2 separate regions of the Homo sapiens genome follow, and region 2 is linked to region 1. Evidence: chromatin loops called from intact Hi-C (ENCODE). Cell type or tissue: CD14-positive monocyte. All regions are shown on one strand. Links, peaks and the distances in the headings refer to the core of each region. The heading gives the core; the rest is flanking DNA. Region 1 overlaps LINC02698 (long intergenic non-protein coding RNA 2698). Region 2 overlaps LINC02703 (long intergenic non-protein coding RNA 2703).

The links. Peaks named below come from ENCODE experiments on the same cell type or tissue, not always from the same donor. Only the 100,000 strongest peaks of a DNase experiment are listed, where the experiment ranks them.
Region 2: it touches region 1 in a loop (6-fold over the local background); 1 of 110 quality-filtered maps calls a loop at or near these places.

What each region holds. Positions count from the first base shown.
Region 1 is chr11:115,706,291-115,711,666 of GRCh38, reverse strand. The region is part of intron 2 of LINC02698 (long intergenic non-protein coding RNA 2698); the gene reads right to left. Among named protein-coding and RNA genes, the nearest start is that of LINC02698, 50 kb to the right of the region's middle. In CD14-positive monocyte, for the core only: no CTCF peak of the experiment used is centred there; DNase peaks (open chromatin) are centred at 1,676, 2,176, 3,936 and 4,726; H3K4me3 peaks cover 2,225 bases; H3K27ac peaks cover 4,241 bases; H3K27me3 peaks cover 15 bases.
Region 2 is chr11:115,934,898-115,940,273 of GRCh38, reverse strand. The region is part of intron 4 of LINC02703 (long intergenic non-protein coding RNA 2703); the gene reads right to left. Among named protein-coding and RNA genes, the nearest start is that of LINC02703, 18 kb to the right of the region's middle. In CD14-positive monocyte, for the core only: no CTCF peak of the experiment used is centred there; no DNase peak of the experiment used is centred there; H3K27me3 peaks cover 1,164 bases.

The DNA.
Region 1 (5,376 bases), core at 287-5,286:
AGGGAGCCCTTCCCTCCCCCATGGAAGACAGGGCTCTCCTCCAGCCCAGGCTCTCCACGACCAGTCCCTTGTGGGAAGAGCAGGCCTCTGGCCACCAGCCCTTTGGCCTCCACTAGGTCAAAGAAAGGGCCATTTGGTCTTCTTTCCCACTCAATCACTGTGCCCTACAGAGGTGACGGTCCACCACTCCATGATGTTTCTGTGCAAGAGTTGCTCCACAAACCCAGGCCAGCTGCAGCATGGGCCCTATCAGGTGTTTCCGAGGGATCTTCCTCTTTCCCGATTCCCCCCTCCTGTATGACTGGAGGAGAGCAGGCTGGGCACGCAGGCCCTCAGCGGGACGTAATAGCAGATGTGTGCAGTGCATACGGTTCCCGGCACATTCGTTTGATCTGTGTCCAGGTTCTCTTAGACATTTGCTTCTAAGCCGACAGCTGAACATAAAAGCAGTCCCAAGTGGCTGTTTTCAGGTCTTCAACATTGGTTAGCCGCAGTTGGGAAATCTTCTTCCCCGTGCCCCTGAGTGAATTATCACGTTATCGAGTCGGAGCTTCGGGGTGGCCAAGCCGGAGCTCCGCCGCTCCTCCTCTGATAATCCATCACCCACCGAGTGGGTTATTAAGACATTCTCTGCCTGGGCGTGTGCATCAATCTGCGGCTCAACCATCCTCCCAAGGGAGCACGCTGGAGGGGTTCCTGGAATTCCCATCCCCCAGATGTTTGAGCCACACAACCCTCGCCACTTCCTCAGCCCACCAAGGGGTCCTGTGTCTGATCACCAGTCCATCTTCATCCCCTATGTACCCCCTCCCCACCATTGCCCCCTGCACCCATCCTAGCCATTCAAGTAACAATTTCTTCCAACACTAGCCCTCCTGAGCACGCACTCATAGGAAAGCCCACCCCCCTCCGACCCCATCTTCTCCTTGTCCCTCTGCAACCAGGTCACCCCTGCTGCCCTCAGCCTCTGGGCAGAGGGGAAGATTAGATTGCACATGAATAAGCAATATTCACTTGGCGCTGACAGCCTAGAGTAAATCCCTTGAGCTGTTGTACAGGAGCAGTACAATATTTCCCATCTCCTCTTCCCTCCATCGCCTCCCCCCATCTCCTATTTCACTTAAGGGCCTTTTTTTTTTTTTTTTTTTTTTTTTTACTGGGATGTACTTGCACGTGGGTGACTATATTAGAACAACACCATCAACACACAGCATTTACAGCAAACAGATCCCTGGGAGCAGTCACCTGATTAACAATGAGGAAAGATACTCGAGGAGTGTGTTTCCTATTTTGCCTTCCCTTCTACTGGGAGGAGGAAAGAGGTCTTTTGCTTCCCACATAAGCTCCAGGCCCTGCTGGGTCACTAAGCCCACCTGTGGAAGGAAAACCCTCCCAGGGGCTTCGAAGAGCCTGCCTTTCAGAAAGATCTGGAGAAGTGAGGTACCCCTCAAGAAGGGAAGGTGACCGCCACTTTTACCTAGCTCAGGGCGGATACTCAGAAACGCTGGGCAAGTAAAATCCCGCCCCACTACCTAGCAGCTGTGTTCCCTTAGGTGAGGCACTTCATCACGCCCCTGCCTTACTTTCCTCACCTGCTAAATGGGAATTAATGCCCTTGAGTAAGATGCTGGTCACAAATGTTTAGAACCGTGCCTGACACATGCAGTCAATACTCATGAACTGTTTTTGTTCTCCTTTCATCTGCCACCTCCACTCCCCATACCAGGCCAGATTCCAACAGTTACGCCAGGAACAGCAAAAAGGGACGTTTTATTTATTTTGTTGTCTTTGACAAAGACGTGCACCCGACCCCTCTCAATGGTTCTTCCTCAGGCCTGGGAAATGCCCATTAAACTTATTTGTCTCTAGTGCATGATAAGTAAGTGATCAATCAAGAGAAGAAGGGGGCAGGAAAGAAAGGGGAAAATGAAAAGAGGAAAGAGGGGAGGAGGGGGCGAGAAAGAGAGAGGACGAAAAGTCAGGAAGGAGAGAAAAAAAAAAAATGAGGCGAAACCGTGGAAGAGATTACCACAAAATCAGCCTGTTCAAAACAAAACTGATCCTACATCTCCTCCCCCGCCCCCACCCCACCCCGCCCAGCCCCAGCATGTCTGCCCGTGACTTCCCTGTTTCTATCAGTGGTGTTACCATTTTCCGTTGTCTGAGGCTTAAAACCTCAGGGTCATCTTCACCTCTTCCCCATTTCTTGTTCCCCTTATTCATTCACTGACTCGTCATAGTAACTCTTCATCATCTTTCTCAGGTACTTCTTTTTTTTTCATTTTCTGGCCACCCTCACTGTTGTTCAGGGCCTCATCATCTCCCATCCCCATGCATTTGGTCTTCCTGCTTCTAATCTGTGTCCCTACCACCCACTTTGCTCGATGCATCCAGACGAATCTTCTCAAAGCGCCATTCTCGTCATACGGTTTTCCGTTTCGAAAATCAACAGTGCTTTCCCTCTCCTATGAGCCCCTCACACCATCCCAGCCTCTTTCTCCACCTCGCCTCTGCACAGACCCTCTCCTCCAGTCTGACTTCTCTTCTCTTTGTTCAGGACACAGAAAGTGCATTTCCATCATGATGAATTTTGGGTAGATGCTCAACCTGCACCGTCTGACATAGTAGCCACAAGCCACAGGCGGCTACTGAGCACTTGAAATGTGCCTAGCACTACTGAGAAAGTGAAATTTTAATTTTATTTAATTTAAATTAAAAATTGAAAGCAGTGGCCGGGCACGGTGGCTCACGCCTGTAATCCCAGCACTTTGGGAGGTGGAGGCGGGAGGATCACAAGGTCAGGAGATAGATACCATCCTGGCTAACACGGTGAAACCCCGTCTCTACTAAAAAATACAAAAAAAATTAGCTGGGCGTGGTGGCGGGTGCCTGTAGTCCCAGCTACTCGGGAGGCTGAGGCAGAAGAATGGCGTGAACCCAGGAGGCGGAGCTTGCAGTGAGCTGAGATCGTGCCACTGCACACCAGCCTGGGTGACAGAGCGAGACTGTCTCAAAAAAAAAAAAAAAAAAAATTGAAAGCGGTGTAAACTATTTTTGTATTCAACACAGCTTTATTGTTTTGATAGAACCACATTTCACTTTAACCATCACATCCCATAAAATGTTATTGCTATGCTATAGTACATGTGTTGGGGAACATGTGTCATTTCTAGTATTAAAAACACATCACTGGCAATATCAGTATCAATGAATTGATTCTGTTTGAATGATTTTTTTCTATGCACTGAAGTACCATTGTAATGTGATTATTTATGTAGACAGCCTGTGTTACAGGGATACCTGTTTCTTTTAATTTTTTAATATGCCCACTAGACTATGTAAAATGTAAATGAGCCTGCATTGTAGTGCTAGTGGATCACTCTATTGGCTTGGGTGATGGGACACTGGGACTTATTAGCAAGGGAGGCAGGAAACAGCTCCCTAGAGCTGCTCATGGCAATGTCCAGATTGAGATGGTCCTGCCAGGGGCATCTAGAAACCAACAGTTTGAGGCACCCTGTGCTCAGGTGCTTAAGGCACTCTTAAGCACATTGCAGAAGGCTGCAGTCCATGGTGGGCAGGAGGCTTGGCTTGGGAATCCAGCTAAGGCTGAACTGGCATCCACCTCTGTCAACCTGATGAGTGATTCTGGGCCTCAGTTTTCCTGCCTGCTAAACTGAAAACAAGCTCAGAAGGTTGTTGGGAGGAATGCATAAGATAATTCTCTTAGCATGGTATTTGCAGATAATGAGTGCTCAATAATCATTAGCTATCAGTCTATTGGATTTAATGCAATAGAGGCAGGAGGTGTATAAAATTACTTCTGGAGGCCCGTTGTTTCCACTTTTCTCTGATTTGCAGTCACATGATGGCTGTGGAGGATGACCTTTTGACTCACAGAGATGAGGTCCATTGCAGCACTAAAATCAGCTCATAGGGAAGTATTTTTTTACCCACAGACTCAGCATGAAATGTGTTCTCAAATGTCCGTCGACTAACCACAATGACCTGCCCTTGCAAATCTCCCATGATCAGCTCTGAGCTCCACCTCCAGCCTCTCTGGGATGGGGTTGGGGGTGGGCTCTATTTCTATGCAGCTACTGGGTACTTCAAACTGAACGTTTGTGTGCCCCAAAAATTTATATGCTGAAATTCTAACCCCCAATGTGATGGTATTAGGAGATGGGGGCTTTGGGGGGTGATTAAGTCATGAGGTCAGTGCCCTGATGAGTGGGATTAGTGCCCTTCTAACAGAGGCCCTGGAGAGCTCACTCTCCCTGTCCACTCTATGAGGACAGAGAGAAGGCAGCTGTCTGTGAACCCAGAAGCAGCCCTCCTCAGACACTGAATCTGCCAGCACCTTGATCTTGGATGTTCCAGCTTCCAGAACTATAAAAAAAACAAATTTCTGTTGTTTAAAAGCTACCCAGTCTATGTTTTTGTTACAGCAACCTGAATAGATTAAGACACTGGATTTGCCAAAAAAAAAATAATACTCAGTATGCCTGGCCCTCCTCCCAAAAACTCACCTCCAGGTTCTCTCAGGGTTGACTGAGTTCTCAAGCTACAAATCACCAGGACTGTGGTATAGGAAACTCTCCAGAGAAGCTCCAAAAGAAAGCCTCTACCCTTATTTCCACCTAGCTCTTTACCAAATTTAGAGGGTGAGCTGATCCCTGGCACTACCCAGGCAGACCATCTCATGACTTAGAAATATCCCCTAATGTCCTGCCAGGCAGGAGGAAAGGAAGTAGCTTTACAGCTTGAGTCACTGGAGCACAAGTCCTCTCCCAGCACTTCTTAGTAAAGGAAAGGACAATGCTTTCAGACAACACTGGAAGAAACAACAAAGCAGAAACCAATTCCAAGTTCTCTGCAATGTTCTGGACCCAGAGCCAAAGACAAAGCTAGGGAGGCTTGGATTTAGGACCTAGAGATGCAGCAGAGTATCTTAAAGGGCAAGAGAGTAAAGCGTTGCAGCATGGTGGCAAATGAACTCACACAGGAGCCCATGCTGTCATTAAAGTTACTGGTTGGCCTGTTAGGGTTCTTTCCTATCTGTTTCTAATGTGACTCTGTGAGTGGATTAAGGACTCTGGAAAAGATTGCTGGAGGCCAGTAAATACCTCCATTTCCCAAGGCAAGTGTTGCAGGGAGCTGTTAAAGGGTCTTAGAGGAAAGTAATATCAGGACAACTTTTCGTGGTAAGTAACTTATACTCTTTTATTTTTTGAGACAGGGTCTCACTCTGTCACCCAGGCTGGAGTGCCCTGCAGCCTTCACCTCCCAGGTTCAAGCGATCCACCTGCCCCAACCTCCTGAGTAGCTGGGTAGCTGGGATTACAGGCATGCATTACCACACCCGGCTTATGCTTT
Region 2 (5,376 bases), core at 135-5,134, 230 kb before region 1:
TGCATTTCTCATGGGAATAAGCATGACTTCACTGACCTATTATGTAGATTTCGTCTTGCCTGGTGTCTGAGGGTGTTCAGTCTGTGTCGTCATGTCAGAACTTAGCTGAAAAACTGAAGACTGAGGGGAGAACAATCTGATGTCCATGCCCTTCACCTAGAGAGGAATGCCCAGAAAGGGGTGGTTGTGGCAGGGAAGGTGAAAGTGCAAGTGCGTGCTCGGGAGAGTAGGGAGAGTATAAAGGGGTATGGAAGCAGGGGAAGGCAGGGACCACTGGCTTTTCACATCTGGACTCTGAAACCACCATCTGATGCAACACTTCTCAGAAGCACCCATGCTAATCACCACCAGCTGACACCCCCAGCCACATCTGCACCACCCCAGCTAATCACTGCCCACAATTGCCTACACCTGTCTTCCCCTCCTGCCCGCCCCTGCCACCTGCCTGCCTGCCACTTTCAGTCCTCACGCTAAATCAATAACAAAGTCCTCTGAGGGCTGCCTAGCTTCTCTGTTGATGCCCCCTCCCCTTAAACCCACTTCCCCTCCTCCCCTCTCCAAGCCTGATCCATCTGCCCAAGCTCAGATCTGCTTCAACAGGACTGGCAGGGTGGCTCTGGTTGCAGACAGCATGGCTCTCCCTGTCCTTAGCAGCTGCCGAAGCTGCAGTTTAAGAATCGCCATGTCTGGAGAAAGTCCATTAAAAGACAGTAGCAATGTATATTGTGCAGTGACCTTCTGGGCATCCAATTCTACCTTGTTAATGATCTCTTTGAAATAGCCAAGGCTGTGGAGGGAGATGTGGTTCCAGAGGTCCCCAGGACTGTGTTGTTAGGACACAGCTGCATTTGCTATGTTTGGGCAACACTCAGGAATCACTCTCCTGCTAATGGGGGCAGGTCCTCAGAGACCCACTCAGCCAATTAAAATACTCTTCAGGAATGTGCTGAATGTCCAGCCACTGGGCAGATCTGTGAATGTTTATCCTGGCAAGGAGAAAGCTAAAGATGTAGCCATCTATTCCATGTGGAGGAGCGAATGTTCCAACGGTGAGTCTCATAGCTGTTTCTCTCCTTAGTCAGGACACTCGGGTGAAAGTGACATATTCCGAACACACCCACTGCCTTAACAGAGGTGATACACAATCCCCTGTTATCCAGCTGTGACTCTACCACCACCCTCCCACTCAAGAAAGCAAACTGAAATGCAAGTAAAGCAAGAGAGACGTTACAATAAGCACTCTTTCGAATTTTCTCTATTTACAAAATCACCTTCTCAGATGTGATGTTTTATTATTGGTAACAAATTACTTGCAGTGTACCTCAAAACAGATGAGGCAAACCAGTGTGTTTTGACAAGTAAGCTAAGAACTGTTGCTAGAGAATACGGAAACCATCAGCTAACCACACTATAAGAAATACGTTGGTGGCAGGATATAAGGAAGAACTTCCAGGTAGTAAGACTTGAGCATTTAATAATAGCTCAGCAAACATTTAATGAGTGCCTGCTTGGTGCCAGGCTCTTTCCTAGGCTTGGGGCATGATTGCTTATTGCAAGAGTAACTGGAATCTGAATATCTTTAACAAAAATGTAGAAAATCATTTAAGGCAGAGATTTGACAGAAAATGGCCTGGGTTGAAGACATTCCCAAGATATTTAATTCCCATTTCCTTCCATTCCTCTCCAAGCTCTTAGGGATGATTTCAGGGCTATAGTCAGGTCTGGGCTATAGAGTATGAGAGTCTAAGAAGCAGCTCTATCATGTGGTTCATAGTCTCACCTGCCTGTACCTGGTCACGAGTTCTGTGAATTCATGGGCTTTGGAGAGGGTGTGAGAAAATGGCTCTTAAACGTGATCTCTCTGTGGAGGAAGGATGCCAGTGCCCTGACCACCATGGCCTTACTAATGGGAACAGTGTTGTCAAGGGTCCTAAATTGGAAGTTAAAAGACATAGATTCTAGCCCCACTAGAGCATAATAATTTTAGGAAGATATTAAGGGTCCAAGGCCTCAGATATCCACCCAACAACAAGGGGCTTCAAGCCACGATGTTGAAGTACATTGCTGTTAAAACACAGATGCCTGGAAGCTGGAGAATACCATTACCCTAACTCTCCATGGGGAAATCTGACACTGTACCATTCTATTCCGTCCTCACATGTTATGACAAAGTTCTGTCCATTATTTTTAAACCATGAGCATACCTCCAAGCCCACTACCCTTCTGTGATACAGTCTCTGAACTTTCCAAACTCCCACTCCCTCACATTTAATCATCCAGTTATTCTCCCATTCCAGAACTCTCCTTAATCTCCCAGATTAAGGAGAGGAGCATGTCCTTTCTGGCCTCATTTGTCTCCCTGAGACTGTGCCCCTGGCCAGTCATTTCACCTGCCCTCAGCCAGTCTGGAAGTTCCCACTCTCCTGACCAATGAGTCCCTTGGTGCCAGAACCCAAACACAGCCCAGGTTCAACCTGCTGCCCTAGCAAACACTGCAGGAGAAAAAAAGTCATGGGCCCACCCACAATCCATAAGGTGAGCTGGGCTACCATCTCTTCGGGAACCATTTCCTTAGCTTTAACTGACCTCCCCATCAGAGTTCTTCCAAACCATCCTCATTTTCCTCAGTCTCTCCAATCTGCTGCTATCCCACACCCTTACTGTGTGAGTTGGCTAGGGCTGCTGTAACAAATACTAGACTGAGTGCCTTAAGCAACAGAAATTTACTTCCTCACAGTTCTAGAGGCTAGAAGTCCAAGATCAAGGTGTTGGCAGAGCTCGTTTCTTCCAAGGGCTCTCTCTTTGTCTAACAGATGGCTGCCTTCTCCTAATGCATGTCTGTGTCCTAATGTCCTCTTCTTATAGGGAGTCCTATTAGATTAAAGCTCACTCACTCATATGCCCTATTTTACGTCAATTTCCTTGTTAAAGGCTCTGTCTCCAAATACAGTCACATTCTGAAGTACTGGGGGTTAGGACTTCAACATATAAATTTGGCAGGGGAGGGATGCAATGTAGCCCATACTACGTACCCTTAAATGACAACCTTGCTTTCTGTTTATTGGAAGACAAGAGCCATCTGATTTACCTTCCCCAGTTGCCCTGCTCTTTGCTCCAATGATTCCCAAATTTTCAGATGGCCTTTCTTTTCCCCTCTCAGCTCCAAGTTAGTTTGAGTAATAGCTTTTCTGGAAAGCTTTACTTAGCCCTTGGAGCAGAGTAAAACATTTCTTCCTCTGCAGTGTCATTGTATTTTGCTTCCAAAATAAAGAAAACTAAGCTCTCTGGAAGGCCTACTATGTGCTCATCACTGTGCTGGGCACATTAGCACAATGTTCTTGTGTGATTATTGTAGCAACCCAGGAGAGTGGTGGTTAAAGCTAAGAAAACTGAAGCCCTGGGAATTTACCTTCTCCTGAGTCTCTCAGTAGGTATGTGGGCAGAGGCACTATTCAAAATACCACAAATGTTTCTATCCTAAAATCTAACAATTTTCTAGTGATTCTTTCTACCTCCTTCTCTCCTAGAGGGGAGTGGCCATAACTTGCCCTTTCTTTATGCAAAGTGCCCTGCCACAGAGGAACCTAGCCCATGCCCCTTGAATGGGTGAATGAATGAATCTTCTTTATTAAAACTAAATTTAGGAAAGTCATGTTCTTGATCCCTTCTCCTCTGAGTCCTTCTCCAGACATTTTCCCCACCATCTTGCATCTTTAACATCTTCCTTCCCACTGACTAATTCTCTCCACCTTGGATACATCTTCTCTATTTCTCTTTTACTCTTAATACTTCTCCATGCCTTGATACCTCAAGCTATCGGACTATCACTTTACCTCTCTTTCCCCTCAATATAATTGAGAGAGAAGCCCTTCTCTCTGGAGATGCTACTTCAGATGGTCTATTGTGAGATGTTGGTATTTTTTAAAGCCACCCAAAGAGCCAGGTTTAGGGACCTCCAATCCATGCTCTGGGCCTCCACTTCCTTACCTCATTGACACTTGCAACTGGCTTTCACTGTCACCAACAAAATCGCTCTTGCAAGGTTTTCAAAGACTTTCTAAATGCCACATCCTCCTTGGGCCTCTGCAGCATTCATCTCAGATGGTCACTCTCAGGATCCCTTCACTTTTACCACAACCATCTCTCTGCCCTTCTTATTCTCCGTCTACTGCATTAGTTGCTTGTTCTCTTCCCACCTACCAGATGGAAAATTCTCCAAGGTCTGATTTTCTTCCCTTCTCTCTTTTTTCTCCATATTCTTTCCCCTAGACAATTGTATTTACTTCCCTAATTTCAATTACCTTGTCCGTGTAGATGATTTAGAAATAAATATCTCAAACCCCAGCATCTCTCTAGAGTTCTGGACTCAATTACCTTTGTTTTTGGAAGAGCTCCACCTGTATGTCTGTCCTGGGTTCTCCCAAAAGCAAAACTTGAGGCAAGAAATGAGTGCAGGTAGTTCATATGGGAGGTGATCCCAGCATGTAACAGTGATTGAGCAGGGAGAATTAGTCAGGAGCAGGAAGCACTGATGTGAGAAACATCATCAGGATCAGTGCTGTGGGCAATGGAGCCTCCATTCCACTGGGACCTCCTGAGAAGTTGACAGATGCTTTCAATTGTTCTTCTGAAGGACTGAAGGTTCAGCATTGATCCCATTCTCCATTAGCTGGGAGTCTCCCAGGGCATTATCTCCCCTACACTCAAGCTATTCTGTGGTCAGTCCAAGCAATCTCCTAGGTTTTGAAGAGGGTCCTAGTGCACAATGTGGAAAGAAGCACAGAAAGCCCGCAAGGTGGGATGCAGGTCAAGAGCTGGGTGAGTCTGAGGCCTTGTGGGACTCTCCACTACAGCTGTGCTGCAGACAGAGGTGGATCAAAGGGAGATTGACACCATCAGCATCCTTTCTCCAAAGTCAGCTCAACCAAATATTAAAGCACAAAGCTGCAATGACTTCTGACTCTTCACCCCTCATCTTAGTGTGTAGTTATTAGAACCATGTCCTATTTATTCCAATCAGACTTGCTCTCCAGCATTGTCCCCTCATGGATTTCTCATGATTGCCTCAGCACGAGCTTTTAATTGCCATCTTCTGGACTCGTATCTATTAACTTTTATCTCTACTGTCTATCTTGCCCCCTTCCAAACTACCTTACACATAGATGCAAGATTATTCTTCCCAAAGATGTTTAAGCATCATAAACTGCTAAGAAATCTTCCATGGTTCCCAATGGATGGCCAAAATGTGTCTAACATTCTTAACCTGGCATCTGATACCCTCTTTGTTCTGCCACTGTTTCATCAGGGCAAAAGTGTTATTCTTATTACCCACCTACCTGTGTTTTCTCTCCAGGACTTTTGACTTCTTTAACTACA